Regions from separate parts of the Mus musculus genome. Here all the other regions are linked to region 1. A link is a loop called in an ENCODE intact Hi-C map of the cell type or tissue named here. Cell type or tissue: left cerebral cortex. All regions are shown on one strand. Each heading gives the region's core, and the rest is flanking DNA. Links, peaks and the distances in the headings are about the cores only.

Region 1 (5,000 bases), core at 1-5,000:
TCCCGTAAATAATCCCTCATCCATACTTCTGTCAGCATTGTCAATGCAAACACATTAATTCACCAAATTAGAGTGTGGTACGTTACGTTTTCGGTCTGTCAAGAAGCCCCCTCTCAGTAGGGAGTTGTGTGTATTGTGCTTCCCCTGGGAAAGTCTTTCACACAACTGTTAACATCAAAATAATAGGTATAGCAGTATTTGTTTTCTAATAATCCAGTAACGTTTCTGATATAAATAGCATAAATGATTACTTCTTGTTGCTTAAAACTCTTCCAAACCATGGGCTGGAGACATGGCTCAGCGGTTAAGAGCACTGACTACTCTTCCAGAGGTCCTGAGTTCAATTCCCAGCAACCACATGGTGGCTCACAACCGTCTGTAATGGGATCAGATGCCTTCCCTCTTCTGATGTGTCTGAAGACAGCTACAGTGTACTCACATATATAAAATGAATAAATTAATCTTTATAAAAAAGAAGTTTCCCAAACTTACCAATAGTAGTAGCACCAGCATCTACACTATTTTCTATCAACTCCTTCACAGCGGTGCTTAAACTGAGTACCACCTGCCCAGAACAAATTTGATGGACTGACTTCCCATCAATAGGCTTGATGGCCTTAGCACATTCTGTACTAAAACAAAACGAAACAAACCAGTCACAAAACACAAAATCGATACTTAGACAGAGCAGATACTTCAATCTTGGTAAGTGGCTGATCTGTAACTAGTTAGCCTAACCCACTCATTATATGAACACACTCATTTCACTTGCAGATATGAATGCTCGCCAATCTTTTAACACTCGTTTAATATGTATTTAAAATTGAAACTGAAAAATCTAATTATCCATGCATCTATATGGAGGAGACCTGTTGTAACCCTCAAGGGACAGATCAATAACACAGAGTTCTTTTACAACACAGAGTTCTTCATTCTTGAAAAGTTGAATAACTTTTCAACATTAGTTTTTTTGGTTTTTTTTTTACACTTTTTTTTTTTTTTGGTTTTTTGAGACAGGGTTTCTCTGTATAGCCCTGGCTGTCCTGGACTCACTCTGTAGACCAGGCTGGCCTCGAACTCAGAAATCGGCCTGCCTCTGCCTACCGAGTGCTGGGATTAAAGGCTTGTACCACCACGCCTGGCTCACAATTCTTAAAAAGTCAAAGTTTGGTGGGAAATACTGGTTGACAAAAATCATCTTCCAACTATGTAACTATTCTCATAATTGCTTTTGAAACCTGTACCCAAATCCATGCTGCCTACACTGCTCTGATGAAAGTCCTCAGAGCTCATGTTTGAGACAAGAGTTCATTCTCAGCCTCCAAATGATAGTCCCACCTCACGACCACACTCAGCGAACGGGTTAAGTCTCTTTCTGTCCTGGCTGGCCTAGGGTAATCGCCTTTTTGTCTCCAGTTTACCCTGATTGCTACCACCAGTTTTGTTCACTCTGACACAGGTTCCAAGGTAGCCCAGAGCGCCCTCAAACTCCCTATGTCGTTAAAGGTAACTATGAACTCCTGCTGAGCCTGTTCCTGCTCGGATTATAGGTGTGGCTTGATTCCCACCAATTTCTTTTTACAATTACAAATCCAGTCGAAAAAAATCTTTAGGTTTAAATTTTTAGTGGTGCTCATTGCCTATCATATGAAGTTTGAAGTCTAGCAACGACAAGGTCCCAATCTACTATCACTAATTCCCCTACGGTTTAGTCACCATAAAAATAGTTTCCCGGCTATGAAATGCCCCATAAAAGTATAACAGAACATAGGTGCATCCTTGCAGTAACAATTTTAGGGTATTTTCCATATGGTCTGACATATAGTAGACTTCCAAAAACCCTGGTGAAATAAACCAACCAACCTCTTTTCTCTTCAATCTACCTTGCACAGAACCTCGCTGGTTATCACAGCACTCGGGTGTTTGAAGTAGGAGGATCCCGAGTTCAAAGCACTACCTCAAAAAACCAAAACAAACACTTGCACTCGTTCTAACTGCAAAGGATCTCTGGGGAAATCACAAGGTTAAAATACAGACAGCAAATTTGCATTTACAAATCTGTCACCGAATGTAACTGTGCTGGCCTTCGAAGATGTGCTTCACTGCTATGATGCCGCCTGTGAACACTACACCAAACGCACAGAAGCACCTCAATATAATAAAAGTTAAAAACCCTATTGACTGCAAGATCAGCGTGAGCCTTTAAGCCTCCCTCCCCAAGTCTTCAAGAATAAAGACTCAATAAATAAACAAACAGCGGAAACGAATTTTGTCTACGGCGACTGATTTTCGTGCTGGGTTTCAAGTGCACGGCCTGTGGCGGGAGGATGCCGAGGAAATAGCTTCCTCACAGAGGACCCGGTCCAGTCCGCGAGCTTGCCCGCCTCGCGCCTCAGCCACTTCCGGTCCTTTCAAGAGACCGGGATACCGGGAACTCTATAGAATGCGCCCGGAGACCACAAGTCCAGCTCACCTCACGCCTTCGGTTTGCTCCATGGATGCAGGACTCCTCCAGTCACAGTCACCGCGGGAGAGTTGGCGCTGCCGCTCTCGGGAAAAGACGCGTCTCCTGGAACACCCATTGGTTGCTTTTGACATATGATCCGCCCCTTCCGGGCGGGCTAGCGAAGGCATGCCAAGACCTCTTTACCGGTGATTGGCCAACTCAAAGGTCAAGTTGGTGACGTTAGACCAGCCCGGCCAATGAAAGCTCGGGGACTTCATTTTCCGGAACGCCAGCAGCAGAGTCAGAAAGAAGGCGGCTGCTGTCTGAGGTGGCCTTGGGTGGCTTCTGAGCGTTCCTGTCCCTCGCCCGCTACCTTCCTTGGGTTCCCACCATGCCGATGTACCAGGTAAAGCCCTATCATGGAGGCAGCGCACCTCTGCATGTAGAGCTTCCAACCTGCATGTACCGGCTCCCCAACGTGCACAGCAAGACCACCAGCCCCGCCACCGACGCGGGCCACGTGCAGGTAGGAGCGTGCGGCCCCTGCCTGGTGCGCAGGCGCCGTTCGTGCCGCGCCGCACCCTGCCCTATCCCTCGTCCAGTCTAGCGCGCCGGCGCTGTGTCTGCCTAGGGTCCCGGTCCCTTCTGCGGCCGGGTCCGACAAAATCCTCCTAGATGAGTGCTGCTGTGGGTTCCTGTCACGATCTCCAGGCGCACAGAAAAGTGAACAACACGAAAAATGCTCATTCGGAGGAATTTTCAGAGCGATCCCAGGGTTACCATAACCCAGGTTGACGGGTTTAGTGCCCCATCCTTCCCAGTTTAACTTTTCCACAAGAGGTCCCGACTTTTACTGTAGTTATGTGTTGTTTTTTTCGCGGTTAGGTTGTGGAGGCTATCTTTAAGCTATATAATCTTGATGGTCTGGAAACATAGTATGTGTTCTGTTGTCTGGCATACTGTACAAGATTTTGTTATAACGATAGTGAGTGATCTTGTTCCTGGCCACACCCCGCTTATTTATCTGCCCGGTCCTCACTCATGGGCGCTGGAATTTATAGACTAGCTAACATAAATAGCCTGTATAGGAATGGAATTCCTGGCCCAGTGGGCAGGTTTGCCTTCCACTTTTTAAGTTCTTTTTCAAAGCGGTTATACAGGTTTAAGCTGTTACCAGCAGGATAATGGAGACATCCTAATGTAGTTTTAATTTGGATGTCTCCAGTTTCTAAGTAAGTTGAGGTCCTTTTTCGTGTTTCCTGGCCATGGGAGTGTGGGGCAGAAACAGTGCCTTTGTAGCCCAGGCTGTCCTGGGATTCTTACAGCCAAAGATAATCTTGAGCCCTTTCTCCACCAGTGGAGAAAGAGCTTCCAAGTGCTGGGGTTAGAAGTGTGTGCCTGCCTAACTCAGAACAATTATCTTACCATGCTTATCACTATTGTTTGATCTCATTTTCTTTCTTTCTTTTTTTTTTTTATTTTGGTTTTTCGAGACAGGGTTTCTCTGTGTAGCCCTGGCTGTCCTGGAACTCACTCTGTAGACCAGGCTGGCCTCAAACTCAGAAATTCACCTGCCTCTGCCTCCCACCATCTCGTTTTCTAAAGACTAAAATTTGTTAGGTCTCAAATGGCTAACTGAGGTGCCCTTTAACATATCAAAGCAGACACTGGCCCTCAGGTCCACCCAGCACCCCTCAGTCTCTACCAGTGACAGGGCCTCCTGGTTGGTTTACCCCATCCCCTACCCTGAAATCTCCAGCCCAGAACTGAGCAGGGCTTCCCTCTCCCTAGCTCCTCTGGCTGCTACATAACTAAGCCGTTTGGCTATGCCAACGTCCCAGCTCAGGCTGGCCACGTTCACTCCGGACTCTCCAGCTGTCCCTGCCTCTGCTCTCCCTTTTATCTACAATAAACTTTACCCTCCAACCTTAGGAGTTGTCGCGCTCTTCCTTTTACGTTCTTCCCCACCCCTTTCAGTTTTCTACTGATTATCTATCGCAGCCCAGATTTCCAGCAGATAGAAAATGGGGCATTTTGGATAAATACGTAAAGAGATGCCGCTGTGGGCATCTCCTGATCCTTGTCATCCCTGATTTTGCCTACACTGGGAGAGAAGTGGTTAATTCAGAACCTGGTGGTATTAACAGTTGTCCAGCTGCGGAACTATGAAAACAAGAGCAGACATGGATCAGTGGTCCGTCAGCTAGACGCCGTCTTGGCCCCATAAGTGAGCATCTGAGTTTGACCCCTGGAATCTACATGGAAGGAAAGACTCAATGCCCCTGTGCTGTCCCCTGACCTCCAGTCACATGTGCACACATAATAAATGTAGAAAAACGAAATAAAGCCTATAGCAACTGTGATTGGTTTCTTAATGCATGCCAGACTGTACTTGGCAAAGAGGATGCGTTGGTACAAAGGATGAGCTGTTGGCTCTCTGTGGAGTTACTCTCTCAGTAGTGACTGCTCCAGATGACCAAGATAGGAGAATGCCAGTGCTGCCTTAAAGCAGTGCTCAGACTTGATCACTTGCTCCAGGGAGAGGCTTCCAAAC
Region 2 (8,344 bases), core at 1,335-6,334, 90 kb before region 1:
CAGAGGAGCTTAAATAAACTAGAGCCAAGACTGAGATGCCCCCCCTCAAAAAAAACAACAACAAAAAACCAAACTGAGATGTCCCAGTGGCTAGAGCCCTCGCTGTACAAGTGTGAGGATCAGAGTTCAGATCTCCAGAACCCACATAATTGCTGGGTGGGTGTGGTGGAGGAAGGCAGAGACCCTGCCTCGGTGAATAAAGGACAAGGGCAGCTGAGGATGATTCCTGGTGCTGACCAAGGGCACAGACTCCCATGCATGCATACACATGTGCACCTATATACATGCATACAAAACCATGCATACGTAAAAGACATAGCGCACGCACACACACACACACACACACACACACACACACACACATATGAAATGTGGCCAAAAAAAGGTAGAAGAAGAGAGAAGATGAAAGGAGGAAGAGGGGAGGAGGGAGCTGTTCTCAAATAGCTTAATATCCAGCAAAGAGAGTTGGGGTGATGGCTGAAGGGCCTCTTACTGCTGATGTAAAGACAGCAGAACGCTGCACACAAACACAGAGCAAGTTGACTAGAGTAAGAGTATATGTATACCCAAATGAAGTCTTCAACCTCGGGTAGCTCACTAGGCTGGCATAGCAAATGCAGTTACCCACTGGGCTGTCCTGCTGGCCCAAATGAGTGTTTTATTTTGCTTCTGGTTTTTATTTTTATTTTTCAAGATAGGGTCACACTATGTAGATCAAGTTGGTATGTTACTTGTAATCCTCCTGCCTCAGTCCCCATCCCCAGTGCTTACATGTGTCTTAAAAAGGAAGTTGTGTCTTGAACCTGATTTCGGTTTTACTTTTTCTTCCTCTTTATCATCTCAGTTACTTCTGAAAAAGAAAAATGTAACCGTCCATGTGTTCGCTTTAGAAATTCTATCAGCTCCCACCCCACGTGTTCGATGCTGCCCTGTGAGCAGCAAAGCTCAAGAACCAGTCTTCCCTTGCTGACAGAGTGTCTATGTGTCTGCTCTAGGCTCCTAGAGTACACGCTTTCATTTTTGAACATTCATCTTTATGTTATTTATGCACATAGGTCTTTTGCCTGATGAAGCTGGGCTGGCTGGCCAGTGAGCCCTAGGGTGCCCCTGCCCCCACCTCCCAGCACTTGGATTGTAGGCGTGCACTGCCACAGCTGGCTTTCAACCCACACGGGTGCTGGGGATCTACATTCAGGTCCTCGTGCTAGCATGAGCCACGTTCCCAGCCCCTGCCACATTTTAGACGTGGTCAGGACATGAGAAAGCAGAGGGTAGTATGGGAGATGCCCCGGTGCATGGTCTAGTGAAGGCATCGCACAGAAGGGCAGCAGTTGTCTGCGGGGAAGGACAGACAGCTAACATTCTAACACAATAGGCGGTGGAAGAGGGTTCTTGAAGAGTTCTCCCGGGACCTTTTGGTTTCCTTCTTTATGTCTTGTCCCAAAACAACAACAAAAACCTCTTCAAGGGTGGATGTCTGCCAGTTCCCAACACTTCTCAGTATTCCTGCCTCATTTTGAGATGAGTTTGCCTGAAACTTGTTTCTTTCTCCTTTTTGTCTACACTGAAACCTAGAGAACAAATATCCACAAATACTTCTGATGTCTATGGTCAAATTATATATCTGTAACATAGTGATATTTTCTAGAATGTGGTATTCACTGTGTAGGCTGGGACCCCAAGATGTCTTTCTAGAATGTATCATGTGGTTACCACTGTCCCCTAAGTAACCCTGAATGGATTTCAGTCTGAAAGTCAGATCTATTGGACTTAAAAAACTTAAAGTGTGTGTGTGTGTGTGTGTGTGTGTGTGTGTGTGTGTGTATGTGTGTATGTATGTACATGTGTGTGTGCACACACATCTCTCTACTCTTCATTGGTTCCAGGGATCAAACCCAGGTCACCAGTCTTGCAAAGCAAATGCCTTTACCTGCTGAGCCTTCTTGCTGGTCCTGTTGAGGCCATGCTTTGAGTCTTAGTTAAAATACAGGACTGTGGAGCAGCAGCTGCCAGTAGGTCAGCGCGCAGCGCCAGCGCTTGCTTGGTCTGGTGTGTTTCCTTCCCGCACTTCCTTCCCAGCTGGAGGGTCTGCATGTCTTGTTTTTGTTTCGTTTGAGCTCCTTGTAGCTTGAACTTTTGATCCTTCTGCCTTACCTTCCCTAGGCTGGGCTCAGGCTGTACACCAGCGTGCCCATCCTGTTTGTTTTTACTGCAGGGCTGGGGATGGGTCCCAGGGCTTCACGCTAGGCGAGCACTCTCCTGTCTTACTGTATCCCTAGCTCAGCATCTTCATACAATATAGAGACAAGAGCAAGTGTCACTCTAGAGCAGAGAAGGCAGAGGCCGTTTCCAGACTTTAACTCGTGCTTCCCTGGTGTTTCAGGAGTGGACTAGAGCAAGATGACATGAGAATTTTGTACAAATACCTCACCACCTCACTGTTCCCCAGGCACATCGAACCTGAGGTATGATTGCATTCTGTAGACACACAGTAGACCGAGGAGGGGCAGGTGGGTGTGGGAAGCTGGGCACAGGACACCTCTGAGCTGCTTTATGGTTGGTCTATGATACTCAGGGATACTTAGCTGGTATCGATTCGTCACACATGGAAGTGTGTGTCATCCTTGCTGTGCTTGCTGTGTTCAGCTGCAGTAGGAGGAACAGCTCATCAGGCAGGGAGAAAACTGGGTCTCAGATAGGGAGGGACAGGGATCCGTGAGGGCCCTAAGCCTGCAGTCTTCCTCTAGAAGTAGGTGACATTGTGAGAAGGTGCCTTATGCCTGGCATACTTGGCCACAACTGTACTTAACTCCCCAACTTTCCACAGAGAACATTAGACACCAGCATTCTTTTTTTCTTTTTTTCTTTTTTTTTTTTTTTTTTTGGTTTTTTGAGACAGGGTTTCTCTGTGTAGCCCTGGCTGTCCTGGAACTCACTTTGTAGACCAGGCTGGCCTCAAACTCAGAAATCTGCCTGCCTCTGCCTCCCAAGCGCTGGGATTAAAGGCGTGTACCACCACGCCCAGCGACACTAGCATTCTTAATTAGGCTGAAAGTGAAGTGTTCACAGCCCATACAATCATTATTTTCCCTTGCTCTGATCATTTGCAAACTCCTCTTTCACCTTCATCCCATCTTCATTCTCTAGCTTTTCAAACTTGATTTGCAACAATGGGACGTCCTCTCTGCTACACTCAGGGGTACTTGCCTGCATACACAAAGTCCTGGGTTCTAGCCTCAGCACCTCAAGAAAACAAACATTGAAAGAGAGGTTTAAGACGGGTTCCCTCCAGAACAAAGCTCTTTCCAGGCAGGTCGGACACAGCAGCCAGCAGCTGTTGAGCGCTTACTGTGCACAGTGGCTGTTCCCAGTGCCCAGCACACCTGCCGTCCTCATAACCTTAGGATGGAGTTGGTTACACTGTCTTACAGGACATCAGCACCCTGCCAAGGTGCGAGATGCGTTAGCTTCTCATTGCTGACAGGCTTCCTGAGGAAAACAGCTCAGAGCAGAAAGCCTGGTTTGCCAGTCTCAGGTTTCAGACAAAGATCGGCTGCTTGCGTGTGGCAGAGGCTGCCTACCTCGGTGGAGAAGCAGGGAGAGAGCAACCAGGATAGATCTGCCCTTCAGGGGTATGCCCCGTGCGTGACCTGCTGCCTTCAGCAGGAGCCCATCTCAACGAGTCTATTCACACTCAGCTTTGCAGTTGGCAGTGGATTTTGCCGTCCATAAACTTGGCTCCACAAGGTCCAGTGACATGTCAGCAGCACTGCCAACTCAACCAGGTCCCTCACACAGGTCACCGAGGAACACTCTAGATTCAGACCATACACCTGCCCAACAAAGATATGGCAGGGCCAGCTCTGCTCTGCCTGGTATCCAAGCCTTTCTTATAAGCACGCCCTTCAAGGAGCTACTTCCGGTGCCTGTCAGCCTTTGACAGCTTGGTGCCACAGTAGAAGATTCTGTCCGTTACTTGATGACATGCCTGAAGAACACTGTGTAAGCACAGAGCTACAACCCAGCATGGCCACATACATGTGAGATCTGTCACAGATTAGTAGTGGGCTGTGTGTTTTCATCTCTGGGTACACTGTGCATTGAAGGTATTTTGAAGTTATATGCTAAAACCAGAAGGGCACCAAACAGTTTTCAAAATTTATTTAGTTTTACATGCAGGGACTTTTGCCTGCATGCATATCTGTGTTATCATGTGTGTGCAGTGCCTTTAGAGGCCAGAAGAGGGCACTTGGATCCTGTGGGAGTAGACTTACAGGATGCTGTGAGCTGTCGGAGATGGATGCTGGATGCTGAGAATCAAACCCAGGACCTCTGGAAGGGCAGTCAGTGCTCTTATCTGCTGAGCCACTGCTCCAGCCCCTGAAACAATATGTTTTCAGCAAAAACAAAACAAGATAAGCACAAGTCTTCCAGGGAACCTGGTGTCATAGCTAAAGATACACACTCTGATCCCAGACAAGCCTGGTGTTGACGTCTGCCATCTATGTCTAAGAGCCACATCTGTGGGTGCATTTCTGTGACTCTGAGCTCCCACAGGAAGGGAATGGGAAGAAGACAGTAGTCTCCATGGGTCAGTGTGAAAAACATGAAGAGCCTTATGGAATTCAGTTATTGTAGTAGGTTGTGGGATTTAGGCTTAGATGGAGTCATATTATTATAGTCCCGGTTAAATTAGTCAGTTCTTTATGTATTTTTGTAGTATGCTTATTATCTTTTCTTTGAAAATTTCATACACGCGTGTACATACCACAGTACTTATCTGTCCACTTCCCCAGGGCTCGCCAGGCCATTCCCTTCTGGTTCATGTCCATTTTCATGATTGTCTTATTGCTCATACCTCTCCCCCTCCCATCTTTCAGCTCCTACATTCTTTACTCTCTCCCACCGTGTCCCCTGAGCCTAGATGGGGTGGCAGAAGGTTGATGGGTGACCAGGTCTGACGCCGAGCACTCGCTCAGGCACTCTGACCTGGTTAACAAGTCCCTGCCTTAAGCACTGCTCACGGTCGGAAAAGCTGCTCTGGCCAAGTCTATGGACAAACCCAGGCATTGTAAGAATGAGGTTTCCTTTATTTATTTTTTTCTGGGTGGCAAGGAATACGGGAAATAAGTTCAGCAAAATGGCTCGAGACCAACTAGCCAGTGGGAGTGCCGTTTGTCAAACTGAAAGTAAAAAAATAAAATGTGATTGTTGTCAATATTCATTTTGTTTGCAGTTGGCGGGAAGGGACTCCCCAGTCAGGGCAGAGATGCCTGGGAATCTTCAGCACTATGGAAGGTAGGATGCCCGTGGCTCGGCTCACAGCGCTGGGCCTCGCCACTCTTCTGTAAAGATAAAGATGGCACTGGGTCGCCCTGTTGAGCAACGATCCGAAAGGGAGCTCTCGTTCCCAGGGACATCACACTGTCGCTTTACGGAACTCTGATCTGCTGTTTATCAAATGGCGTCTAGCATCAGCAGAACATTGATAGCCCTTGACTGGGAATGCGTTTTGTTATGTTATGTTTACCTCATTGAGTTGAGTCATCTCTGTGTTTACTTTTAAGATTTCTTACTGGACCCTTGAACCTTAATGATCCAGAAGCAAAATGCAGATTCCCCAAAATTTTTGTAAATACAGATGACACGTATGAAGAGCTCCATTTAATTGTTTATAAGGTAATGATTGTTTTCCTCCGGTGTTACAGATGAAGGCTAAGGCACACCTCCTAAATATTTCTTGGGACAGGTGTTACAAGTTCTGATTTGTGTAAAACTCAAAAAGGGTGTTCTTCTGCAGCAGGAAGTTGCCTTTCAACCTTTTTAGGCAATTTTGCTACTAGTGAAAGAAGTCCTGTCTAGGGTGGGATTCAAGTGTCCAGAGTCCGAGGGCCACACCCAAGGCGTGAGAGGGCCTGCCTCAGAGCACAGATGCATGGGTCGCACTTGAGCGAGCTGTGCTTCTGTGTTGTCTCACGGTGCCTGTAAGAATGGGTATCTATGTGTGGGCTTAGCTCCCTTTTCATTCGGGGGGGAGGCTACTGTTCACGCAGTCTGACCTTCAACTTCTGTGTCCTAGTAGCTGGGACTGCAAATGTGTGCCACCATGCTTGGGTAGTATTTCTTCCTCCCCCCCTCCCTCCTCTCCTCACTCCCTCGCCATTTCTCTTAAGGCAGTTGTGGTACACAAAAGAAATAGGTTTTAATTCAAAGGCTTAGAAACTATGTTTCAGGAAAGCAGAAAGGATGTCACAGTCTGTGGGAATCCTTTGACTGTGTGGAGAGTAGACTGATTAAAAGCAATGCCTGAGAGAAATCTGAGAGTAGAGAAGGCTGCAGCCTAGGCTATGAGGAGACAGGGCTGAGGCGGTGACCACCCATTCTTCAGAGCACACAGAAACCCCCAACTCAGAGCGGCCAGCAGCCAGGTGTGGGGAGTGGCTGTGGAAAGAGGGAATACGGGGATGTTGTCCCCCTCTTCCTGTCCTTGCACACAGACAAGCCTGCAGCTGAGCCTGTGGGGCAGGGTGAAGCCTGAGCGTGTTTAACAGCAAGTGACGAGGCCAGAGAGACCAGGGAGTGAGCCTCCGTACCTGAGAAGCAGGCCGGCTCTTCCTTGAGTTCCACCTGCCTGGCCTGACTGCCTCCCTCAGCCCGTATGATGTATAAACCCACCTCCCTCAGCAGCATAAGGCTCTCTTGTGCTCACGTGTGACAGAACCAAACCAAACCAGACCAAAGCATCAGAACCCTACGAGTGCTGAAAGGGAGGGGACGGACTCTGGGACAGATGAGTGTTTAAAAAGAATTATGCACATGGAGCCGGGCCAGAGAGGTGGCTCAGCTGTATGAGCACTGACAGAGGACCTCAGTGTGACTTCCAGCACCCAGCTAGGGCAGCTCACAACTGTCTCTAACTCCAGCTCCAGGGGATCTGACATCCTCTTCTGACGTCTGTAGGCCTCAGGTACATGTGTAGCGCATAGGCATACGTGCAGGCACCATCAGTAAAAGTAGTGTGCATTAGAGGAGTTGTGTGCATTCAGGTGAAGCAGGGTGGTGTGAGAGGGCCCAAGTAGGCCAAGTAATGGCTCCTGCCTATGGCCAGAGCACTCAGGAGGTCGAGGCAGGGATGTCAGAAGTTTGAGGTCAGCTCAGCATTTAGAGTGGGAGTGCCCCCACCTCCACCCCACCACATTACAGTAACCTCAGTTTAATTGAAACTTAAATTTTTTTTGTATTGTGGGTGGGTGTGGTGGTACACGCCTTTGATTCCAGCACCAGGGAGGCAGAGGCAGGTGAATCTAGGCCATCCTGGTCTACATATGAGTTCCAAGCTCTAGCCAGAGCTACACAGTAAGACCCTGTCTCAAAAACATTGTGATAAGATAAACACTATTAAGTTAGCACTATCTCTTTCAAGAATTCTGTCCTTTCCTTGAAAATGCAGTGTGTGTGTGTGTGTGTGTGTGTGTGTGTGTGTGTAACATGCACATCTTAGTTAGAGTTTCTATTGCTGTCTTAAAACACAATGACCGGGGACTGGAGAGATGGATCAACGGTTATAAGCACTGACTGCTCTTCCTAAGATCCTGAGTTCAATTCCCAGCAACCACATGGTGGCTCACAACCATCTGTAATGGGATCTGACGCCCTCCTCTGCTGTGTCTGAGGACAGCTACAGTGTACTCACATATAACAATAAATAAATCTTTGGAGCAAACAGGGCCAGAGCGAGTAGAGATCCTGAGTTCAATACCCAGCAACCACATGATGGCTCACAACCATCTGTACAGCTACAGTATACTCATATACACAAATAAATATTTAAAATAAAAACAAAACCACAGTGACTTTGGGGAGGAAGTTTATTTGAGTTTCCAGTTCTGTATCATACAGTCCAGCGTCCAGGGAGGTCAGGGCGGGAGCCGACACTGAGGACTGTGTGTGTGTGTGTGTGTGTGTGTGTGTGTGTGTGTGTGTGTGTGTGCTGCTTATGGCTTGCTCCTGGAGGTTGCTTTCTCATAGGACCCAGGGCCACCAACACTGGATTAGTGCTCCAACAGTGGCCTCTAGTTGCAAAGTTCAGGAGCCCCCAGGACTTTTTCACTTTAGACACCAACTGCTTTCTTGAGGTATCTCCAAGATGACCTGTAAGGCCAGTAGTTGACAGGAAAAGCAGATATACTCAAGGAACAGCTTGTCACGGTGAATGGCAGGGATGGAAGTCAGTCTAGGGCTGGAGAGTGAATAAGAGCGCTTGCTGTGCAAGAGCCAGGGCCTGGATTCAGATCTCAGTACTGACCTGACAAGCCAGGCAAGGTCTCAAATGCATCTTTATCTC
Region 3 (8,344 bases), core at 1,426-6,425, 180 kb after region 1:
GAGGTAAGTTGATCACTTGGTGTGTCTGCTGTCTTATTGCCCCCTTTCCAGATAACCTGTAGTATATTAAGGATGCAGGTGTCAGAGGCGGGGTGATAAAGACATCATAGCTCCAGGCAGCTCTGTAGGAGCTCTGGAAGGAAGTAACAGCAGCTCTGCCCAACAGGGCCTTGATCCGTGTCAGTTGGGTCAGGCGGGTGCCAGGTTGGAATAAGCATTAGAATGAAGACAAAAAGCACTGTGAGGTATGGGCTTGTAAGCCCAAAATTCAAGATGCTTACGTTTGATTTAGTCTGAGAAACAAAGAGTATTCCAGGATTAGTCTGGACTGTCAACAGCAACAACAACAAAAGTAGGATTTTGGGAGCGTCTTAGGAATAATCTTTACTGGCATTTTTTATTAAAAGTAACATAGGCGCCAGTCGTGGTGGTGCATGCCTTTAATCCCAGCACTTGGGAGGCAGAGGCAGGTGGATTTCTGAGTTCGAGGCCAGCCTGGTCTACAAAGTGAGTTCCAGGACAGGCAGGGCTACACAGAGAAACCCTGTCTTGAAAAACAAAACAAAACAAAACAAAAACAAAACAAAAACAAAAACAAAAGTAACATAGGCAGTTAGGCAAGATAGCACTGACAAATTGTAATAATTTTAGTGAAGACATAGTTGCCTGTCACTTGTTTTTCATGATTTAGTGGTAGCAACATACATATTTGACAGTGAGTGGGGTAAGGATGTTTTTGTGAATAGAACATCAGCTAGTTTGCTTTGTGGATGGAAGACATCCTCTTGGTATATAAACTGTCTTTCAACAGAGTCAGCTTCTGTAAGAGGGGGAGTCTCCCCAAGTCTGCAAAGTTGGTCAGGATGATGTCAAATGTCATAAGATACAAGTTGTAAGTTACATCTAGTGTTTCATATTTGCATACCCAGCACTCAGGGAGCTAAGGTAGGAGGATTGCTTTGAGTTCTAGGCTAGCCTGGGCCACAAAGTGAGACCCTGTCCCAAGAAATGTAACCGTGGATGAAGGAGATGGGTCCTTTATTGAAACAGTTTTACATTTATTTGGTGTTGGGGGTGTTGCACATCTGCTGCAGCATGCTTGTGGCGGAGATCACAGGACAACTGGAGGAGATTAGTTCTCTCCTTCTTCTAAGTTGGTCCCAGAAATCTAACTCAGGCCCTGAGGCTTTCAGCAAGCGCCTTTTCAAACTACTTAGCCATTTCACTGATCTGTCCACCGATCCTCCAGTAAAGTTCTGCCAAGCAGTAAGAACTGAGATAGATGGCCATAACTCATATGCAGCTGTGGTGACATGGACTTGCTTGCCTAGGTCTGAGGTGGTAAAGCCTTTATCGCCAATGAGTCTAGCCTTCTTGGCATGTTCCAGGCCAGTGAAAGTCACTGTCTCAAAAACAAAACAACACAATACAAAACAAAACAAAACAGGATCTAGTGATGCCTGAAGTTCTCCTCTGGCATGCATACACACACACACACACACACACACACACACACACCCTACAGATGGTGTACATGTTTGTACACCCCAGTTATCTCAGTTCTCCTGAGACTGGTGCAGGAGGATCTGTGGTTCAAAGTCAGGTACACAGCTAGTTTTAGGCCAGCCAGGACTATATGATACCCTTTCTCAAAAAAGCCTGCTGTCAGAGAAGGAATGATCCGGCCATGGCATACCTCTATTGCTTAGAGTGGTGGCTATGGTAAGAATTGCAAGGGGGCAATTCTCTTACCTCTGAGATGTCTGCACGATCTTCTAGAATGCACTCTGTGCTTTGGGAGAGCTACTTTCCAAGGCCACAGCAGACGACCTGAAGTGCTCTCGGCGGGAACAGTGTTTCAGGCATAGTTGCAGTGGTCTTCTGTAGATGCTGTCTTGCCCTTCCACTTCCAGGGAGTAGAGAGGGGACATAGCACAGGACATGTGGATCTCAGGGGTTTGATGGATGCCATCTAACCAAGCTCTCAGTTCAGTGTGACACACGAAGATGCCAAATGTTAACCTCTGTTCTACACACACACATACACACACACACACACACACACACACAGAGGAAATATGAGAGCTATTAACAGTTGACTTCCTAATGAGCATGCACACCTGCAAGTGTGTCCATACACATACTACACAAATATGGTAGCAGTTGAAAAAAAAAACCACTTGATGTTGACCTGTTTTTGACATACACACACTCAGACATATCACACACACGCACACACACACACAAAATGCTTTTATAGTCAAATTGTTAAGGTGACCTGAATTAAAGAACATCAAACTTTGTGTAAAATCAAAGCAGAAGTGAGGGCCATTTGAGAATGTTTTGTCCACTGGGGCCAAATTCTCTTTCTTCCCTCATTTAAATCTGTAAGCCCAGCACTTGCAGATTGAGGCAGAGGTTGTAGAGTTTAAAGCCATTATACAGAATAAGACCCTGCCTCTAAAAACAAACACCAAACCCCATTCTTAATAAATCCCAACAGGGGCGGGGTAAACTTCTGGGACCTCAAAGGGAAGTGTTCTGAAATACCATAACGTTTAGCTAGATAACTAGTCCCTCAGTTCCTCAGCATTTGAATTTAATTACCTGGAAAAGGCAAAGTACTGAGCAGGTAGTTCTAGTCGCACAAATTGGTCATTTTCCTTGAGATGGGGTCTCAGTCTATAGTCTTGGCTGACCTGGATTACAGACAGGATTTTACTCTGTAGTCCAGGCTGGCTTGAACTCATGGCAATCCTTCTGCCTAAGCTGCTGAATTCTAGGATCACAGACATGGGTTATTTTACCTTTTGCAAATCTCTTAATAATGGTCTACAGTGGTGAAATTCCATAACCATTTTTTGTAAAGAAAAAAGTTGTGGTGTTAATTTTGACAGGAGATGCTGAAATGTGAGCAACTAGGATTCTCTTTCTCCTTTTTAATTCCTCAAAGTACTTGAGTTTTTTGCTCCAAATACTCAATAGACATTTTATAGCCAACCTATAGGGACTGTAATGAAGTTGGTAGCATGAGTAGGTATAGGCTCCTGACCTCTTTATAATGTTAAAAGCTTAACATAGCATGCTGTGGCTGGAATAAATGAAAGGAAAAAGGAAATATGGAGTTGGGTGTTTTGTTTTGAGACTGGGAGTCCTTCTGTAGCACAGGGTGTCTTCAAACTTGTGATTCTCCTGTCTCAGACTCACCTGTACTGGGAATCATTAAAATGGGACTTTTAATGCCCAAGCTAAAGAGCTTAGCTTCTTCTTCTGATCTGTGTTTTAAAATAAAACAAAAAACTGTGTCCACAAGAGTATAGTGAAACCAGAGTGGAGTGCTGGAGGAGTCAGTTAGACTAGGCTTAGTGAGAGAGAAGGCAAGTGGGTGGTGGGCAGGACCACAGCTCTTTAGGTCAGTAGGGTGTAGTGAACTGGTGGTCTAGGGGGTGAAAGGTTTTGATCAGCAGTGAATGCTCTTCAGGGGTGTGTACTAAATGGGTACCACAGGCAGGCGCTGGAGGGGAGAGAATACAAGGATGAACTACTTTGTCCAGCCTCAGGATCCAGGAAGTAACAAGAAGCATGACTGTAGGACTGGGGCGCAGTTGCCTCAATCTGGAGAGCTAAGACTTGAAGTGAGACGTTGAGGGGGGTGCATGGTCTGCTCTTTAGCCTGGCAGGGCTACGTAAGGTAGAGACAGCGGAGGCCCCATCGCGGTGAGGGCCCGTGGATCGCAGAGCCCAGTGGCCTCGCCACCGTAGTCCGCAGGGCCACGCGTAGGAGAGGCATGAGTCTCCCGGGATGGGAGCTCAGGTGTACTGGCTTTAGGGCCCCAACCCGGGCCACTCCGGGAACTCTGAACGGAAGCGGCCCCTCCCCGCCCTGCTGCCGGACACCCAGCCAATCAGTGCATCCCGCCAATCAGGGCGTCGGACCAATCAGTGTGCTTTCTCCGGCGGAGCCCGGCGCTTAGCTGACGCGTGAGGCCAGCCCGCGCCCCGCCGCCCTTGGGCGACGGCCCCTCCCGCGTTTGCCCGGCCCGTTAGCTGCGCGCCGCGCCTCTTGCGCGACGGCCCCTGGGCGGCGGAGGCCGTGGCGGCGGCGCGTGCGGGCGCGGCCCTGGTGCGCCCCCTGGCGGCCCGGCCGGCAAGCTGCGGGTGCGGCGCTGACCCGGAGGCGGCGGCGGCGGTGCCCGGATGGAGGCACGTCATTGTCCCCCGCCGGGCGGCTGGGCTGTGTGCGGCGGCGGCGGCGGCGGCGGCCGAGGGGGATGGAGCGAGTGCCGAGCCGGGTCAGGTAAGCTCCCGCCTCCTTCCCGCCCGCTGCAGGCCGGCGTGGGGCCGGGCCGCGTGTCCCTGGTTCGCGGCCTCAGCCGCCCCGCCGCCTTCAGCCGGCCGCGGCCCGCCGGGACTAGCGCGGCCCCTCGCCCGCCGCCCCCTCTACAGCCGCCGGGCGGCCCGGGGACCCCACGGCTGCGGGACTGGCGCTGCCGCCGCCCGGCCGGGCCAGGCCCGCAGAGCAGGAGGCGGTGGCCACGGCGGGCGGGCTCGCAGCGAAGGCAGCGCCGGGGTTGCACGGAAGGGCCGGACCCCCCTGGTTGCCATGGCCACAGCGCTCCCACCCCCACCGGCCCCAGCCCGCCCCCTCGGTCCGCTGCTCGGGCGGCCGGCAGCTACCGGGCCGCCCGGCGCGTTTGGAGCTGCCGGGGTGGGCGTGTGCACGCCGGGACAGTGTAGCCGGCGTAGCCGGCGTCCGGGGCCCGCCCGCCGCCCCCCCGCGTGGCTGCCACCTCCGGCTCCAGGGCGCCCCTCGGAGCTCCGGGCTGGCCTCCCCGCCCCCACCCCACCCCGACAAACTTTCCCACCCGGGCGCAGTCCACTAGGCTCCTCAGCAGAACACCCGAGTTGCCCACGCCGTAGCGGAGCGGACACCCGCAAGAGAGGCGGACAGCCGGGGGTGTTGGGGTGGGGGGGAGGAGCCCCGTAGCTCTTTCCCCTCCGAAAAAGCGAGTGTGCCTTCCTCCCCCAGGCTCTTTATCTTTTGGGGCACAGAGAACCAACTTACCTGGAGGAAAGGGCGGGTGGGAGGGATCAGATTCAGATGTTTGAAATGAAAATTTGACGGGACCAAAGTTTTACAATCTAGGACTTTAACCTCCCTAGAATACAGTTGAGATTACTTTTGTTGAATAGCTCTTTTATATCTGAAGGCCTTAGGACTTGCTTGTTTGTGGTTCTTTCAAGTAAATACACTCAAGTAACAAAAAGTGTCGGGGAAACTAGTTAACGCCCCTTTTACAAAGTAACAACCGGATCCAGGTTCGCACAGCTGTTTATGGAGGAGAACTTTTCTTCAAAGCATGCATTTTAAACGTTCTGCTTTTACCATGTCACTCATTCAGATGCTTAGGTCTGTGAATAATGAGTTACACTTATTTGTTTTTACTCAGGGACAGTTTCACTTTCTTTTCTGTAATCATTGATTCAAGACTACAGTAAGTACTTGGTTTGCAGAGTTTTACGGCTAATCATTCTGTTTACCAAAATACAATTAAAAACCAAGTGGTGTCTTTTTTTAAAGTTTCTTAAAACTGAAATGTTACCAGAACTTGTATAATACTGTTTATGAAGAGTTCGCATAACAGGTTTTTTTTAATGCGTTGACCTTATTTCTTCAGTGTATGTGGGGGGACACAATGTGTACATAGTGATATTCTTTCTTAAAATGAGAAAGATAAATGTAGCCTGGCATTTACTTATCGTAAAAGAGACCTAAGCAAGTAATTAGTCTTGCACATTTATTCAGCTTTGGTCCCTGGTCAGGTTTCAAAATGGACTGTTGTAACTTTGTATATCATGAAAAGGTGTTGGGACTGGCTGGGCTTTGAGTAAGTAGTTACCATTCACAGGCCGTTTTGAACACTAACTGTCAGACGCTTCACTTAGACTAAAAACAGGAGCCATATGAACCTGTCTTACACAATATAGCTGGGTTTTAAGAAAGGTTGGCTCTTATAGGTGGAGTTTAGTTTGATCCCTGGTGACTTTAAGGTGATATTCATTGGCTGAATATCCAAGTGAAGAAGATAGATGGGTTCTGTTATTCTTGCCAGAATCAAAACAATGACATATTTCTGATGACTTGAGTTGTGTTTTCCTTAATATTTATCTCCTAAGCCTATCACAGCATCTTTGCTAGAATGAGTACGGTGTTTTGTTTGGTTGGTTGTTAATCATTGTATGGAAAGGTTGCTTGTCCCAGGAAAATCAAGGGGTTTTACTATAAATGTTATTTTAAGTAAGGATAGACTAGCCTTTCCTTATTACGGAGTTTTGTCTCCTTCCCCTAACTCTCCCTCCTGTTCCTTTTTTTCCATCAATACACTGTGTGTGTGTGCACGTGTGTGTGTCTGTATGTGTATATAGAATTTCTTTTGCCTGTAGCATGAGAAATATATAAACTTTATTTGGCTAGTAGGCCCAAATTTTCTTGTGACTGAAGGTGATTTATCTTCATTTGATTAAGTATTCAAGTTATTGACTTTCTGATTTTATGTAACTGCCCCTACATTGTTAAGGTTGTAACTTCACTTGAATTAAAAATTGTAAACAAGAAGGTTGAAACTTTTAAGGAACAACTTGACTGTAAGCACCAACATGGGGACATCTGTTCACTGAAGTACACAAGGATTTTATTACCCTTTGTACTTTAAAAGGGGTGAACTTTTTAAAGGCCAAGTTTTAGAGGTACTCCCTTTAATTCAGAGGTTTTAAAGAATTAAATGAGATGCCATATATAAATCCCTAAGCACAAGCTGGTGCTACAAGCAAACACTAGTAACTTCCTGTTTGCACGATTTCATTCATTTGTTGAACACATGTTTGGAAAGCTTCCCCCATACCAGGTAGGGTGGAGTTAAGTTTTTACTACATGCTACCATGGAGATCAGCACAAGGACTTTTTAGGATTGGTTTCTTACCCAATCTTGGGGTGAAAGGTGTTGTCAAGGAAACCCTTTAGGATGGGTTTCTAAAAAGCATTGTAGAGGAATGAGTTCTAACCCTGACAGGGGAAGTGTTAACTAAGCAGAGGTAGGAGATGGAGAACATGTGAAGAATAGCTTGCAGGACCTCAGCAAGGAGCTTGGACTAAAAATGGGCCCTGTCTATGGTGGGAGTGTAACGTGCGGAGTGTTCCAGAGACTAAAGCGTGCCAAGTTCAGATGCTGGGAAGAACATAGGGAGGGCAGCTGAGCACTCCTGAAAGGTTTTCTTCAAGGTCTGACATGTAGATTTGGCTGCCTGGACATTTTGAGGACCATTCCTTAAAAGCACTTTGCTGACTTGGGTTGCATAATGGCTAGACAACGGTCCTGCTGGGTGCTGGGTGCTGGGTGCTGGGTGCTGGGTGCTGGGTGCTGGGGCTCAGTCACTGACCTTGCAGATTTTGGCTGATCTTCCAAAGGGTTATCATGAAAATTTAGCAAATAAATAAATATTCAGCAATTAATATGATACCTAGCACATCAAAAAAACTCAATTAGTAGATTTAAAAATAAGATTCAGAGATTTAAATACATATTTGTGTTCAAAGTTTGATGTTAGCAAAATTACAGGTTTAATTCTAAAAGTTGAAATACTTATAAATGCTGGACTTTTTCAGAAAAATGTATTTGCTTCACTGGTAAGACTTTTCTGTAGCTAAAATTTTTCAAAACTTCAAATTTCATACAATAGTATTTTAGACTTTCAATTAAAAATTAAAGCTAAATATTCTCTTTATGCAATTTAATTGACTTTTTTCCCTGAAAAATGGTATATGATTTAAAAATGTAATCAAATATATTAAATTGTAGACTGTTCCTAGCTTTAAGCAGTATGTATGTATGTGTATGTGTGTATATATATATATATATATATACACACATACACACACACATATATAAAATATATGTGTTTTTAGTGTATATAATTGTGTATATCATACACATATACACATATATATGTGTGTATACAAATATTATATACAATATATATATATATATGGTGTTTTTAGTGTACATAATTGTGGATTGAGGAGCCTGAGTATAACCTTGCATGGTTTGCGGGATGTGGTACAGGAAAAGGGTTTTTTGGTAGTGGTGCTGCTGCTGCTTCCAAAACAAGGTCTTTCCAAGACAGAGTCTTGTACTGAATTCTTGATCTTCCTGCCTCCACTTCCATTGCTGGGATTACAGGCATGTAACCACTAAGGCTAGGCAAGACCTCTACCACTGGAGCTACATTCCTGTTCCCACTAATGGTTTCTCTTTGTTGGATGATTTGTTTAAAGATAGTTTCACTT
Region 4 (8,344 bases), core at 3,230-8,229, 65 kb before region 1:
TGAGCTAAGTGGGGGAGGGGGAACTGGGAGGGGGGATGGCACCTCGGGCTTTCAGCAGTAAATCCCAGTCAGCTGGTGTGTTTAGACCAGCTGGGAAAGTTTACTGGACAAAACAGAGCACACGCGTGGCGTGTAGCTGGGGTGCACAATGCCGGGAATGTGGGTCAGTGACACAGTGGAAGAAAATCCCCAGTGCTGTGCTCACACAGCAGCACAAGGTGAGCTGAGGGGAGGGGGGAGGGGGAGGGGGAGGGGAGTAAGGAGGAGGAGGAGGTGGAGGAGGAAGAAGGGGTGGGGGAAGAGGGAGAGGTAGCGGGGGAGGGGGAGGGGGAGTAAGGAGGAGGGGGAAGAGGGAGAGGTATCGGGGGAGGGGGAGGGGGGAAGAGGCTGGAAGCCTATGAAAACTATAGGAGTGAGGAGAGAAAACCCTTGAAGTCCTCCTTCCCTGGGAAAGAGGAAAGGTGATGGCCACTGGACTCTGAGGTATTGAATACAAGTATTAGATGTTTTACTTAAAGACCTAAATGGAAGAGGGCCTGGTGATGTAGCTCAGTCAGTAGAGTGCTTGTCTGGCATGCACAAAGGTGCCCTGGGTTGGATCCCCAGGGCCACATAAAGAGGTGCAGTGGCAGATTATCCTAGCACTTGAGAGACGAGGCAGGAAGGATCAGAAATTCTGCCATCCTTAGCAACCTGTCAAGTGTGAAGCCAGCCTGGGAGACTTGAACCCTTTCTCAAGAAACAAACAAGGAGTGGGGTAAGGAGGTGTGTATACCCTTAATCCAGGAGGCAAAAGCAGGCAGATCTCTGTGAGCTTGAGGCCAGCCTTGTCTACAGAGTGAGTTCCAGGCCAGCCTGGGCTGCATGGTTGGAGGGTGTCCTGGAGCTGGAATGGGATGAGACTACGGCTAGGGAGAAGAGCTGGCTGCAGCCCTGTGCTGAGAGGGAGGGAGCATGTCAGCCTGAGGAGGCTGGGAGCCCGCTGGACCGCTTCTGTAGGCTGGTGCTACATTAGTGCTCTAGTGCCAGTGCCCTGTCTGCTGGGACAGTGCTTGCCCAGTTCATGTGAAGCTCAAGGTCCAATCCTGAGTATTGCCCCTGTTCCCCAACGCCACAGGATGTCCCACAGACCGTAAGTGAAGACGCTCACCCTGTGGAGACATAAACACCAGGCCTCTTCCTTGAGTCTTGAAGTTCATTTTGGAGACTTTGTCCTCACTCAGCGACTTCTTGAGCTTGGGCTTTTTCAAAACACGAGGGAACCGTTACTCTGCAGCATCCTACACTAAAGCTAGTCCACGCGGTGAGCATGCAGGGGATGGCTAACGGGGTTTCCTTTTTCACTTTTGTTGTGTTTAAAGTCAGTGTCTCAGGCTAGCCCCAAGCCTGCAGTTCTTCTGTCTTGGTGTGCAAGGTGCTGGGCTCACAGCTATGCACCAACATGCCCTGTATTGTCTTGGAAGTGTTTTGGTTTCATTTCTTTGCTCTCTCTGTATAGCCCAGGCTGGCCCCCAGCACAATACTATATAGCCCAGGCTGGAGTGAGGCTATTTTTACTTTTGTGTTGAACTAATTTAACTTTTATCATTTTGAGGCAGAGTCTCAGTATGTAGCCTTGGCTGTCCTGGAAATCTCTATGTAGACCAGGATGTACCTGAATTCACAAAGATCCACCTTCCTCTGCCTCCCAGGTGCTGGGATGGAAGGCGTGCACCACCACCACATCCTCTTCTTCTTTTTAAATTATATAGTATCTTATTTGGGCTTGTGGCTGTAGCCTAAGATGAAGTGCCTCAATCTGGCACTGGCCTACTTTTTGGCAGAGTTTTGAGATGGCACTGGGCATCACATGGTGAGGAACGAGGGGCTAATCTGACTATTTTCTCCACTGAATAAAACACTGCTGTTTGGGGCCAGAGAGCTGGCTCAGGGGTCAGGGCACTGCTGCTCTTCCAGAGACCTGAGCTCAGTGCTGAGTATTCCTGTGAGCTGCAGAGCGTCCAGCGCCTTCTTCTGGCCTCTGCGGACACCCGCACTCTTATATGCACACCCAGACAGAATTTAAAATAAAACTGCGTTTCTGGGGCTGGGCATGGTGGCGCATGCCTTTAATCCCAGCACTCGGGAGGCAGAGGCAGGCGGATTTCTGAGTTCAAGGCCAGCCTGGTCTACAAAGTGAGCTCCAGGACAGCCAGGGCTACACAGAGAAACCCTGTCTCAAAAAACCAAAAAAAAAAAAAAAAAAAAACCCAAAAAACCAAACAAAACAAAAAAAAAAAACTGCGTTTCTGAGGAGCTGGAACGTTAGAAGAGCGCTTGCTGCTCTTTCAAAAGACCCAGGCTTGACTCTTAGCAAACACATGGCAGCTCATAACCATTTACAACTCCAGTCCTAGGGGACCCGATGCTTTTCTGGCTTCTGTGGGCACCAAGACTATGCAAATATACATGCAGGCAAAACATTCCTATACATAAAAATGAATAAAAACTGCAGTCTGGGCAGGTACATGCTCATACCCCCGGCATTCGGGAGGTAGAGGCAGAAAAAGCAAGACTTTATGGCCCTCCTTTCTTACATAGGGAACTTGAGGCCACCCTGGAGGAAGAGTGGTGCTCTACAGCGTTTACCTGACTCAGCTTCTCTCCACCATCACTATTAGCACTCTTAGTGTTCCGTATCTGCAGACACCAGACAACCTTGACCTCCCTATGCTTTTTAAAATTTAGTATGTGTGTGTGTGTGCACGTGTGTGTGTGTGTGTGTGTGTGTGTGTGTGTGTGTATAGTGGGTATGTATGGTGTGTCTATGTGTGTGTATTCATGTGTGTATGGTATGTGTATATGTGTGTGTGATGTATGTATGAGTGTGTATGTGTGTGTATAATGTATGTATGTGTGAGTGTGTATGTGTGTGTGTATGGTGTGAGTGTATGTGTGTGTGTGATGTATGTATGTATGTGTGAGTATGTATGTGTGAGTGTGTATGTGTGTGTATATGAGTGTGTGTGTGTGTGTGTGTGTGTGTGTGTGTGTGTGAAGTTCAGGAGACATGTGGGAATCTGTTCTCTCCTTGCACCGTGCGGGACCCTTGGGTGACTCAGGTAGCCCAGCTTGTCGGCAGCACTTTCTCTGCTGAGTGTCCCTGAGCCAGAGTTGTAATGACTTCATGCATGTGTAGCCCACATACTTCTGTATCCATCTGGAATTCACCCTTGCACTGCAGTCTTGTCTCCAGCATGGCTACCTGCTGTCACTACTTCCATGTTTTAGTACAGACTTGGAACATTTTCATAATCAAGTGGTAAATTTTACGCCATGACCTCAACTTTGAAGATTCTCATCTTCAACACTGCACTAAACAGCAACTCCTTATTCTCCCAGTTGCTCAAAGCCAAAACTCCAGACTCTTTCATTCCCAAGCTCCTTGGTCCCAAACCCTTCTCCCCATCCTCAGTCCTAGCCACTGTCACCTCTGACCATGACGCTTCTGCGAGTTTCATAACTGGTTTGTCAACAGAGAAGCCAGACAGTCTGCTAAAAGATGCTGTACTCAGCTGGCTTCCTACCCCATCTCGTTCCACATACTTGTCAAGTACAATGGGGTTAAGTTCACAATGACAGGGACAGATTCTAGACTCCAACTGCTTAGGTACAAGCCCCACCGCTTGCAGGGTTTGTGGCCACAGGCAACAATGTAACCTTCTTGAAATTCATAGGGGCTTCTAAGTGAGTTGACCCCTAGAAAGTGCTGGGCCTGGTGGAGCCCTAAAAATGAGGGCTGTTGCTATTCTCCCACTCCACTCCTCATTCAACACCAGACTGTGAGGTCAGCGGGAAGTGAAATGACTGTCCAGGGCTGTCCTCGAAACACAGGAGAGGGTTCCTCACATCATGGCCACTGGGCAGCGGCCACTGATGCTGTAAATACTGACCTCTGACTGCCTGATTTTACCATCAGGCAGAGCGCCTATCTTGTCTAAGGACGACTTGGTGCTGCTGAAGTGGACTTCGGAGTCATGGCTTGTGATTGCACTCGGGCTCCTGTGGATGCTCTGAGAGAGGAGAAGCGTGTGAGTTAGTTCCTGGTTTCCCTGGACGTGTGCATATGCATACACATCCCACCTTTGAGTGAGGTGTCACTGATGTACCATGAGCCCGCTGTGAGCATGTGTTCACACCCAGCAACTATCACCTCAGACCACACCGGGAGCACACTCACCACGCCCAACTTCCCTGACCTCACTCAGCAGTCCCTCCCTCTCCCCGTTCCCAGGCAACGCACCATCTGCATTCTACCACCACACTTTGTATCCTCTATGTGTAATTTTACATAAATGTGACCATGCGTTATGCGCTCCCTTCCTTTTGAGGCATCATCTCATGTAGCCCAGGCTGCTCTTACACTCAATACACAGCAGAGAAGGACCCTGAACTCCTGACCCCCCTGCCTCTGCCTCCTGATCGCTGGGACCACCACAGTCCTGCACCACCGGGCTTGAACCGGGCTACCCGGGCTTCGTGCATGCTCACATTTACCTGGTTTGCTTTTTCCCTATCAGTTTTTGCATGTGCTTTAAAGTCCCATCCTAACACAAATAGCTAATGGGACGTTCTCCTTTTCCATGGCTTACCACTTTATCACTGTTAGGCAAGGTCACTGTTATCATTGTTAGACTGTGTCCCTGGTGTGATGGTTCGGATATTAGCTTGGTTCCCCAGTTACTGAGAGGGGATTATGCCATCTCAGCTATAGTCAACTACTGCTCTGCTGATGGTTTGTGTGGATGGCGCTTACGTTTACAGACGGCTCATCGAAGCCACCTGACAGGGTTGATGTGCACCTCTGTCTGTGATCAACTACGTCTGCTTCACAAGGTTTATTTCTGAGTGTGTGTGTCTATGTGTATGCCCGTGCATGCGTGTGCACTGCCTGTGCAGCCCAGAGAGAGCTGGATCCCCTGGAACTGGAGTTCTTAGGTGGCTGGGAGCTGAGAACCTGGATCCTCTGCAAGAACGGCAAACACCTTTTTTTTTCCCCTTTGCGAGTCTCACAGCATGCACCCCCGTCCCGCTCATCTCCCTGTTCCTCTCACATCCACCCTCTGCTCTTGCAACCTCCCCCAGTGAAACAACACAAACACAAACAACAACACAAACACAAACAACAACACAAACACAAACAACACAAACACAAACAACACAAACACCACAAACACAAACAACACAAAGAAAGCATGGAAAACATCTCATGGAAGCTGCAGTGTGCCACAGCGTGTCCCACAGTAGAACCCTCTGTCCACACATCCTCACTTGTGAATGTTCAATGCAACGAGTCATTTCTTCTGGCTCTAGATCTCTGGCTTCTGTGACATCATCAGTATTGGACTCCTCCCAGTTATCCTGTTGTTGGCCTGTGTCATGAGATCCTGCATCTTTGAATTAGCAGGACTGGGGACTGGCCCTTTCACAGGTTCCAGCCATGGGCAGATGATGTAGATATTGGGGTGGGTCAACTAAAAAGCCCTAGATCTGGGCCTGGGTGGTAACTGAGCCGGTCAGCCTGCCAGCTCTCCCTTGTCTGCACCACCAGGGGGAGCTCTTGAGCAATGCTCCAGCCAGGCCACCTTGTACTGCCAGCAACAAGAGGCAGTGCTCCAGTGCTCTCACCCTTGGGGCCAGCTGGCCAGTGTCCCCTCCACCAGCACTCTATAGTGCTGCCCAGATGGAGGTGCAGGGCCTGCTTCCCAAGGAAACGAATACCCCTAACCTCTCTCTGAGTCATTTTCTCAGCCCCTGGACTGAGGGTTTTGGGTTTTTTTTTTTTTTTTTTTTTTTTGGTTGGTTGGTTGGTTTGGTTTTGGTTTTTTGAAATAGGGTGTGGTGGTTTGTATATGCTTGGTCCAGGGAGTGGTACTATTTGGAGGTGTGGCCTTGTTGGAGTGGGTGTGTTACTGTGGGTGTGGCACACATCCTAGCTGCCTGGAAGCCAGTATTCTACCAGCAGCCTTCAGATGTAGATCTCTCAGTACCTCCTGCACCATGCCTGCCTAGACACTGCCATGTTCCTGCCTTGACGATAATTGACTGAACCTCTGAACCTGTAAGCCAGCCCCAATTAAATGTCCTTATAAGAGTTGCTGCCAGGCAGTGGTGGCGCACAGCTTTAATCCCAGCACTTGGGAGGCAGAGGCAGGCGGATTTCTGAGTTCGAGGCCAGTCTGGTCTACAGAGTGAGTTCCAGGACAGCCAGGGCTATACAGAGAAACCCTGCCTCGAAAAACAAAACAAAACAAAACAAAAAACAAAACAAAACAAAAAGAGTTGCCTTGGTCTTGGTGTCTGTTCACAGCAGTAAACCCTAAGACAGGGTTTCTCTGTTTAGCTCTGGCTATCCTGGAGCTTACTCCGTAGACCAGGCTGGCCTTGAAGTCACAGAGATCTGCCTGACTCTACCTCCTGAGTTCTGGGAGTCAAGGCATGTGCCACCAGTGTCTGGCTGAGTATTTGTTTTTTTAACTCTGGTGGTGGACGCCATGCAGGAAGAGCTGCAGGAGGCAAGTGAGCTCCCTGGAGATGACCCACCATCCGGCTCAGCTGTGACGGGTGAGCTCTGTGCGGCACAGCCCCAGAGCCTTCATCCCCGGAGTGCTTCCTGCTATTGATGTGCTTTCTCCTGTTTGTCACTGCCACACTCCTCATTCTTTTGGCTTGTGTGAGTGGACACCCGGAGACCCTCACTGCCTGTAGCCTCCTGTGATTACTTCCTGGGCGATAGCCCACTCTGTTGGGCGAGTTTCTTGCAGATCAACATGAAGATGAAAGTTCTTAAGATAATGCAGTCTAGATGAATTAAGGATTTTATAGAATTTCTGACTTAAGTAGTTTTAGGAAGTTAGTTTGATTTTAATAAATTTGGGGTATTAGGGCAGTTGATAGAAAATATAGTTAGGAAATTAGGAGAGGTGACAAAGTTTTAAGTTGGAGTTAAGAATAGAGTGCGTCCTTCCCTGATAGGACAGCAAAAGCTGCTTGAGTCGGAGAAAGAAGCGCAGTGATCGTCCATGTATTACAGGATGGAAGAAAGGAAGGAAGGAAGGAAGGAAGGAAGGAAGGAAGGAAGGAGGGAGGGAGGGAGGGAGGGAGGGAGGGAGGGGGGGAGGGAGGGAGGGAGGGAGGAAGGAAGGCAGGCAGGCTATGCTCAGGACAAGCTGATGGTAGTGGGTGTCCATGCATCACAGGCACTAATCAGGAGGAAGGAAGACTACGCTCGTGACAAGCTGGTGGTCAAAGCGAGCACACACTCTGAGTTAGGCCTGAGTTGTTTGACCCTGAGATCTTGGGATGAGGTGACATGTTTCAGTGTGCACCAGGAAATGATGAGGTTGCAATAAAGAGCAAAGAACTCTGAGTATAAGAACAGGCAACAGGTGATTAGCCAGCCTCTGGGATCAGAACTGGAAAAATAAGATGGAAGATGGAAAGGTGACCCTCTCCTTAGTACAGGCTGTTGTCAGTCAGGCACAGGGGAAACTGGCTGCTAAGACTTGGCCTGCTTGTTCTTCGTTAATCAATGACTAAAAAAATTACTGCTTTGAGGTCAAAATGAGCTTTTGGAAAGAAAGATAAGAAACGTTTAGTTAGACATATGTTTCATATAAGAAATATGTAACCAATATCCTGTTCTAAGTTCCTTTTGTGTAATGATTTTAATCTGTTTTTGTGGTGACTGTCTTTGGAAAATGTGTAGCTTGTAGCTTTGAGGTAATTTTCTTCCTAATAGAAAAAACTTTGTCTTAAGGGGTATAAAAAGGGGTGAAGAGAAGAAATAGATGCTGGAGCCTGTCTTTGTTTCAACCATTCTGTGTGTGTGTGTGTGTGTGTGTATGTGTATATGTGTATGTATATATGTGTGTGTATATGTGTGTGTATGTGTGTGTATGTATGTATATACATGTGTGTCTGTGTGTGTGTCTGTGAATGTGTGTGTATGTATATGTATATGTGTGTGTGTGTATGTATGTATGTGTGTATGTATGTATGTGTGTGTATATATATATGTATGTGTGTGTATGTATATATGTGTGTGTATGCATGTATATATGCATGTGTGTGTGTGTGTGTGTGTATATATTTCCCTTCTCTCTAACTGCTGGCTTCTGTAGGCAGTAGCCTCCTTCTGCACCTGGAGAGAACCCCTTCCCCCGTCAGCTGCTATCAGCACCGGCCCCCACGGGCTGCCTCCCCCAGTTTACCTTGTGGTGTCAAAGCTGATCTCTGACACTTGGCTTTATCTCCTTTACCCTGGCTTATTAACTCCCTCTGTCTCTAACACAGCTCACTGGAA

What was found. Hi-C counts contacts between places; a loop is a spot of excess contacts. Peaks named below come from ENCODE experiments on the same cell type or tissue, not always from the same donor. Only the 100,000 strongest peaks of a DNase experiment are listed, where the experiment ranks them.
Region 2: a loop joins it to region 1, with 3 times the contacts of the local background. A loop is called at or near these places in 3 of 42 quality-filtered maps.
Region 3: it touches region 1 in a loop (3-fold over the local background); 14 of 42 quality-filtered maps call a loop at or near these places.
Region 4: a loop joins it to region 1, with 2.5 times the contacts of the local background. A loop is called at or near these places in 3 of 42 quality-filtered maps.

What each region holds. Positions count from the first base shown.
Region 1 is chr5:143,907,553-143,912,552 of GRCm38, reverse strand. It overlaps Aimp2 (aminoacyl tRNA synthetase complex-interacting multifunctional protein 2), which reads left to right and starts at 2,714. Exons shown (of 4, transcript NM_001172146.1): 1 at 2,714-2,972. The coding sequence starts at 2,838. It overlaps Pms2 (PMS1 homolog2, mismatch repair system component), which reads right to left and starts at 2,552. Exons shown (of 15, transcript NM_008886.2): 1 at 2,474-2,552; 2 at 493-632. The coding sequence starts at 2,496. In left cerebral cortex, for the core only: no CTCF peak of the experiment used is centred there; DNase peaks (open chromatin) are centred at 2,652 and 2,956; H3K4me3 peaks cover 2,211 bases; H3K27ac peaks cover 895 bases.
Region 2 is chr5:143,995,498-144,003,841 of GRCm38, reverse strand. It overlaps Ccz1 (CCZ1 vacuolar protein trafficking and biogenesis associated), which reads left to right. Exons shown (of 15, transcript NM_177682.3): 8 at 2,384-2,465; 9 at 5,237-5,298; 10 at 5,568-5,679. Among named protein-coding and RNA genes, the nearest start is that of Gm24311, 14 kb to the left of the region's middle. In left cerebral cortex, for the core only: a CTCF peak has its summit at 4,230 (motif pointing right); a DNase peak (open chromatin) is centred at 2,606.
Region 3 is chr5:143,728,116-143,736,459 of GRCm38, reverse strand. Usp42 (ubiquitin specific peptidase 42) reads left to right here and starts at 4,180. Exons shown (of 18, transcript NM_029749.2): 1 at 4,180-4,297. Gm38737 (a long non-coding RNA gene) reads right to left here and starts at 4,005. Exons shown (of 3, transcript XR_868672.3): 1 at 2,608-4,005; 2 at 1,753-1,906; 3 at 1,029-1,402. In left cerebral cortex, for the core only: a CTCF peak has its summit at 4,169 (motif pointing left); a DNase peak (open chromatin) is centred at 3,984; H3K4me3 peaks cover 2,337 bases; H3K27ac peaks cover 696 bases.
Region 4 is chr5:143,972,755-143,981,098 of GRCm38, reverse strand. LOC115486439 reads right to left here and starts at 5,763. Exons shown (of 5, transcript XM_030254972.1): 1 at 5,311-5,763; 2 at 3,933-4,052; 3 at 1,151-1,241. The coding sequence starts at 5,337. Gm17135 (a long non-coding RNA gene) reads left to right here and starts at 125. Exons shown (of 3, transcript XR_001785016.2): 1 at 125-218. In left cerebral cortex, for the core only: a CTCF peak has its summit at 5,582 (motif pointing right); DNase peaks (open chromatin) are centred at 4,244, 5,568 and 5,970.